Regions from separate parts of the Homo sapiens genome. Here region 1 is linked to region 2. A link is a loop called in an ENCODE intact Hi-C map of the cell type or tissue named here. Cell type or tissue: B cell. All regions are shown on one strand. Each heading gives the region's core, and the rest is flanking DNA. Links, peaks and the distances in the headings are about the cores only.

Region 1 (2,908 bases), core at 157-2,656, 580 kb after region 2:
CTACCGGAGCACGGCCCGGGGACTGCGGGGATGGGGGCGGGCGGCCTAAAAAGTTCTGATCCGGAGAGGCTCCCGCGGGCTCCTGGGCATCCTCTGAGGCAGGTGCAGCCTCCGGCGGCGGCGAACCCAGCGCGGCCGCCTCCCGCCCCCTCCCCGCCCCGCAGGAAGCGACTGCCCCGAAGCAGCCGCCTCGGCTCCCAGCCCGGCTTCGGGCGCCGCTGCCCTCGGGCCGGAAACTAAATGCCAAGTGTCCTCGGCTGCGGTGGGGCTTCTTTGTGCAGGATGGTGACGGGACAGAACTCGCCTGTCTCTCTGAGGGGGACGGGGGGTGCTGTCAGGAGGCGCCACTGGACCACCGGGTGAAGTAGAACGCCCCGGATGCGGCCGGCGGGCGAAAGAAACCTCCAGGTGCTGGGGCCGGCTTCTCGGAGTCCCTCCTGGGTCTCTGGCTCAGAGCCTCTCCCCCTCCCCGTCTGCAAGCAAAGACCTGGGGCGCGCACCCAGAAATGTTCTTCCTCTTTGGGTCGGGTCCTCTTAAAATCTCCGTTCTCTGGTCACCAGCAGGTCGGTTGCTCCTTCTGACCCGCGTGCTGCGCTCAGAGGCGCACTCCCCGCGGACGCACGCTCTCGGCCGACCTTTCCCCGCGAGCTCCCCGGTGCCCTGCCTCTGGCATCGCCATTCAGGCGGCCCCTCGGGCCGACAGCGTGTTCACCCGGGCGGCGTTACCGGACGAGACCCGGCCTGGGATCTGCGGAGACTGGGCGGCTGCTGGCGGACGCGAGGGGCGGGCTGCGCGGCGGAGGGTGCACCAGGCAGCGCTCACTGCGCGCGGCGCTAGGGGCTCGGCCCACCGCGCCTTCAACACCATGGACAGGTCACGCCGCCACGGCGCGCTGCCGGCCCAGCCGCCAGCCCCCGAGCGTCACGCAGCTCTTCCCAGCGCCGTCTTCTGCCTGGAGTGTCCACCCGACCGCCTCCGGACCCGGCTCTCCCGCGACGCCTCCGCCTCACTTCATCTGGCACCCGGGAGCCCCGGGAGCCTGCCGCCCAGGTGCAAAGAAAATGCCGCAGGCACCGAAGAAAACCCCGGTCCCGGCCCCTCCAAACAATCCGCCCCTTTCTCCAGGCACCTGAGCCCTTGGCACTCTGGCACCCCGTCTGCTCTGCCCAGCTGGGCTCAGTCGCTCTCAGATTGCACCATTTTCTTCGCAGCCCACCCGGGCGCCGAGATGCCGGCTCACTCGACAGCGTGCAGAGAATCCCGTCCTGGCCTCGGCGTCCCACGATCCGGCTCCCGGCGCGCGGTGGTCGCCGAGATGAATGGGGAGAGGGTGGGGGAGGGAGGCTGGGTCACTCGGCTTCCCCTCGTCGCCTCCTCCTCTAGCCGCGGCGGCTCCGAGGCCTCGCAGGCTCGGCTGGTGCCCGGGAGGCGCGAGAGCCCAGGCTGCGCCCAGGGGACTGGGGAAATCGCATTGCCCGGGTGCGGGCGCCGGAGGAAGCTGCTGCCGCGCTCTCTCGTCCGGCGCGGGTAGCTGCAGCCTTGGCTAAAACCCACAGACGAGAACACCGAGCGCGCAGCCAAAAGCTAGTGATGTCATCCGTGCAACGTGAGCCTCATCTCTTATTTTTCTAGTCTCCTTAAAGATAAACTGCACCATTTCCCAGGCACGAAATGTCTAAGTCTTATTCTTTGACCAGGCAAGTCAATGGTGTCTAGATAGGTATGTGCCCAACCACATCCATATTTATGCACATATACATATATGTGGTATGTAGCATGTTTACATGCATTATTATAAATTTAGGGATGTTGCCTACAGCTCCTGTTTCTCTTTTCAGCCATGGAAAATTCTCTCAAATCCACTACGGTTATTTAAAGGAAAAACTGCTTATTGCGGAGTCGGCCTTCAAAGGGGCCAAGCGAGCTCCCTGCATCCCCGGTTTGGGTCGCTGGTGTCTTGGGAGGCATTTGATCTTTTTTTCCCCAGAAAGCCACAGGCGCTACCTTGCAAGCTACAGGCGTTTCCACCTAGGACTGAGCTGAGAGCGGCTGCGGAGTTATCCGGCCAGCCCCAGTCCAGTCCCAAGCCAGAGCCAGGCACCCCGACACACACCCACCTCCACCTGCCCTCCCTCCTCGGCAGGAACAGAAAGAAGAAATTTGGCTGATCGACTCAAGACGAGAGAAATTTAATGGTGGATGGGGGGTGGTCCGTTAGTAGATATTTTGAAAACGCTGGAGAGCTCGAGCGTTGAGGGAAGGTGGGGTTAAAAGAAACCTCGATGCAGGGTTTGTCATTTTGTAAGGGTGGCCGCTGGATTTAGGCTCTGCAGGGGCTCTGGGAGGTAGCGCCGGACCCCAGACCTTGAGCGGGTGGGCCCCAGGCAAGCCCCGCTTCATCCCAACTTCAGCCCCCCTGCTCTGCTCACGTGAGACGGCGCCGCAAAGGCTGGGACCCTCCCTCCCGGCATCAAACGCTGGGTTTTTCACTCTAATGCTCACCCCTCGTTTTCACCCTCACCCCAAAGTCGAGGTCCGGCATTGCCGGGTAAAGAGTTGCCCTGGGGAAAAAGAGAGTCTCTGACACCCTGCTTTGCACAACGGGGCTTGTGAGCCAAAATGAGCGCACCTCCACCATATTCTTTTTGTCTTTTTTTTTTTCCCTCTCTCTCTCTCTCTCTCTCCCCCGCCCTTCCTGCATTTTGAAAAGCGCGAACGAGGCGTTTCAGTGCCATCTAGTGGGGGAGGGGCGTGCCTCGCTTTCGCTTTTCACCCCTGGATTCTGCAATGGGATTTGCCCAAGGGACAGCAGAGCCTGAGGAGGCCCGCTGGATTCTCGGGTGCCCGGCTGGTCGAGGGACTGCAGGCATGCGCCCTTGGCCAGATCTCTGCCCTCTGGCTGCCCT
Region 2 (2,848 bases), core at 1-2,500:
CGACTTCTGTGAGCACAGGAAAAAGCAAGCTTAAGACCAGTGATGGCAACTGCACTAGGTTGCAACAATGTAGCAACTTCTTTCCCCCTTTTTATGAGCTTACATAAGTGGACAGATGGTCTATTAAGCCATAGAATTCTGTAAATAATTTTTCCAACAGTGATTCTTGCTTAGCCTTGTGATACATTCTAGACTGAAAGTAGAGAACTGGGCATGAAGTTATGACTTTCTCTGAAATGCTCTTAATTTGATTTAAAAATTGATTGATTTAAAAATAATCATTCCACATGTACCTAATTCTTAGATTGTTAGTCTCAAATTTAAAAATTAGAATGAAATTCTTTAGGAAAAGTACTAAACGTCTGGTATTTGGTACTTCTTGTGATTACTTGAAGGATAAAATATTTTTACTTTAATGTAGATATTTCTTTTATGTATATGAACAACTAGTCTTAGAAGTTCTCTGATAACCCTTCCTATCTGTGGGTCCCACTCCCGTGGATTCAACCAACTGAGGATAGAGAATACATATTTTTGCACCTGTACTGAATCCGTACAGACTATCTTATCCCCTAGAGAATACAGGACAGCAACCATCCACATAGCATTTACATTATATTGAGTATTATAAGTAATCTAGAGATGATTTAGTGTGCATAGGGAGGACGTGCCTAAGTCTATGCAAATACCGTGCCACTATATAGAAGGGGCTTGACAACCTGTGGATTTTGGTATCTGAGGGAGGTCCTGGAACCAATACCCCAAGGATACCGTGGGATGACTGTATTTATAACGCGGTCTACTTGGCATACAATATCTACCTTGACTGAGTGACTATGGAGTAAAATTTCCAGCGCATATACAGACACACACTCCACCTCATGCAGATGTATCTTTTAGGCAGTGGAAATACAGTAAAAGCTAATCTAAGTAAATCAGTCCATTTATCATTTATTAACAACAGTAACTCTACAAAACGGTATCAGAGTTTTCTAACGCAGCTTCACTATGTTCTCTTCAGATATCCAGAGGAAACAGACATTACTTGATTTCACTTCCTGTAGAGAACAGAAGGACACTGGCTGCCACTGGTGCTAACAATGCAGAACATAGTGGCTTCGCCTAACCTTAGCAATAGAATTGGGGTCTCTATTTCTGGATACCAGTATCATAAAGGAGATTTGAATATTGCTGGTCTCACTGGCCAGACTGTCAATGAAGATTGTGTGATTTCTGGACATTCTGTAGAAGGAACAGGATTTTCCCTTCTTATAGATACAGCAAGAAAATCAAAGGCTGCAGAATCAGCTATTCAGTCTCTGAAGAATTTATGCCAAAGGCAAGAACAACAAACTTATGTGCCTGTGTAGATAATGAAGTAGCCATGGAGACCAGGCCGCTGCAGCAGAAATGTGTGATCCCTAAATGGGCACGAGAGGGAGCTCTGAGACAAAGCACAGAAAAGCGGAGCTGAGCAGATTACCAGTTGGCATGGGAACACACCAGCTCCTCAGATGCCCTGAAGGAGGATTTATAGTGTTCTTTACCAATAAAATTCTGGCAGAGGTAGGACTTAACAAATCACAGAACTTGGAAGGGTATTCTGTATTGGAAAAGGGAAAAAGGCCTGGGAAATGTCCAAGGTACTCAATACCTTTTCCAGTTTTTCATGAAGGCCCTGGGAATAGGAGGACATGGTGAACTGACATAAATAGTAATGGATACTGTGAAGTGCTTCAAAATATAAAAAGGCTTGACACACATTCTCTTACTCAAGGCTGAAAGCCAGTCCTGAGATCGGCAGAGATGATTATTTCATTCTGTAGACGGAAAGAATTCAGAGATGCTAAATGATCCGAGTCATGACGTCGGGTAAGTGGCAGAATCAAAATTTGCATTCAGCTCTTTGACCCTGAAACCAAAGTTCTTGACGCTGTGTCATGCTCCATTGAATTCTTTGGTTTCAATTGAAAAACAAAGACTGCTCTTACATTCTGATCCCCACAAAATGAACAGTGATGGCCAGCATAGGAGAGGGGCACTCTACATGTCAGCCCATAGGAAAGAAATAACATCGAAATTCCCAAACAAGACAAGGCTTTGGCTGGATTTCTGTCTTAGACTTCATGGGGCACTCTGAATAGTAAAATCTGAGAAAATCACAAGCCTCATTTCCTGTGAACCCCAGTCCACTTACCCTATAGTTATAAAGTCTCCTTTGCTGATGGTGTCAGGTTCAATGCAGATATTCAGAAAATCTTCTTTGCTCTAAAAAGGTTAAGAACACTAACGTCATTACTCTTAAAATTTGGCTAATGCAGCCTGTTGTCATCCTCAGCTTTGATGGTTCATAGTTTGAAGCTATATATAGATAGGGGACTCTACTTGTAGTGATTTAATTCCAAACCTATTTTCAATCTTTTTTTTTTTTTTTTTCACAAAGAGCTTTACTGAGGTATAATTTATAGAAAATTCATCTCCATTGCTTGGCTTTTTTTTTTACTACATAAGCAAACAAAACTCAGAGTGGGAGGTTCTGGACGTTCTGTCACTCACTAGTAATTATTAGCCGTTCTAGTCTCTAGGATTACTTCCCTTGCAGGCCAAGCTTTCAGCCCATCCCAGCAATCTCAGTGTTCACTGTACATGAGCTTCACATGACAGCATGGAATCGGCTGCTTGGTGTGGAGAGCCCAAGTGCCTGTGCTTCTTTAATGCTCTACATACAAATTTGGTGTGCAACCAGAGTTGGAAAACAGCAATCCGTTTATTCTATGGTAATGTTTAAAAACTTTCCATTTCCAGCCACAGAAAGCTCTGGATGATTTGAGCTACGACAAAATGGCTA

What was found. Hi-C counts contacts between places; a loop is a spot of excess contacts. Peaks named below come from ENCODE experiments on the same cell type or tissue, not always from the same donor. Only the 100,000 strongest peaks of a DNase experiment are listed, where the experiment ranks them.
Region 1: it touches region 2 in a loop (23-fold over the local background); 16 of 110 quality-filtered maps call a loop at or near these places.

Annotation. Positions count from the first base shown.
Region 1 is chr7:141,071,260-141,074,167 of GRCh38, reverse strand. TMEM178B (transmembrane protein 178B) reads right to left here and starts at 104. Exons shown (of 4, transcript NM_001195278.2): 1 at 1-104. In B cell, for the core only: no CTCF peak of the experiment used is centred there; DNase peaks (open chromatin) are centred at 477 and 1,507; H3K4me3 peaks cover 1,664 bases; H3K27me3 peaks cover 2,081 bases.
Region 2 is chr7:141,648,683-141,651,530 of GRCh38, reverse strand. It overlaps AGK (acylglycerol kinase), which reads right to left. Exons shown (of 16, transcript NM_018238.4): 14 at 2,198-2,268; 15 at 1-6. Among named protein-coding and RNA genes, the nearest start is that of DENND11, 52 kb to the left of the region's middle. In B cell, for the core only: CTCF peaks have their summits at 1,231 and 1,430 (motif pointing right); DNase peaks (open chromatin) are centred at 1,450 and 1,900; H3K27ac peaks cover 1,445 bases.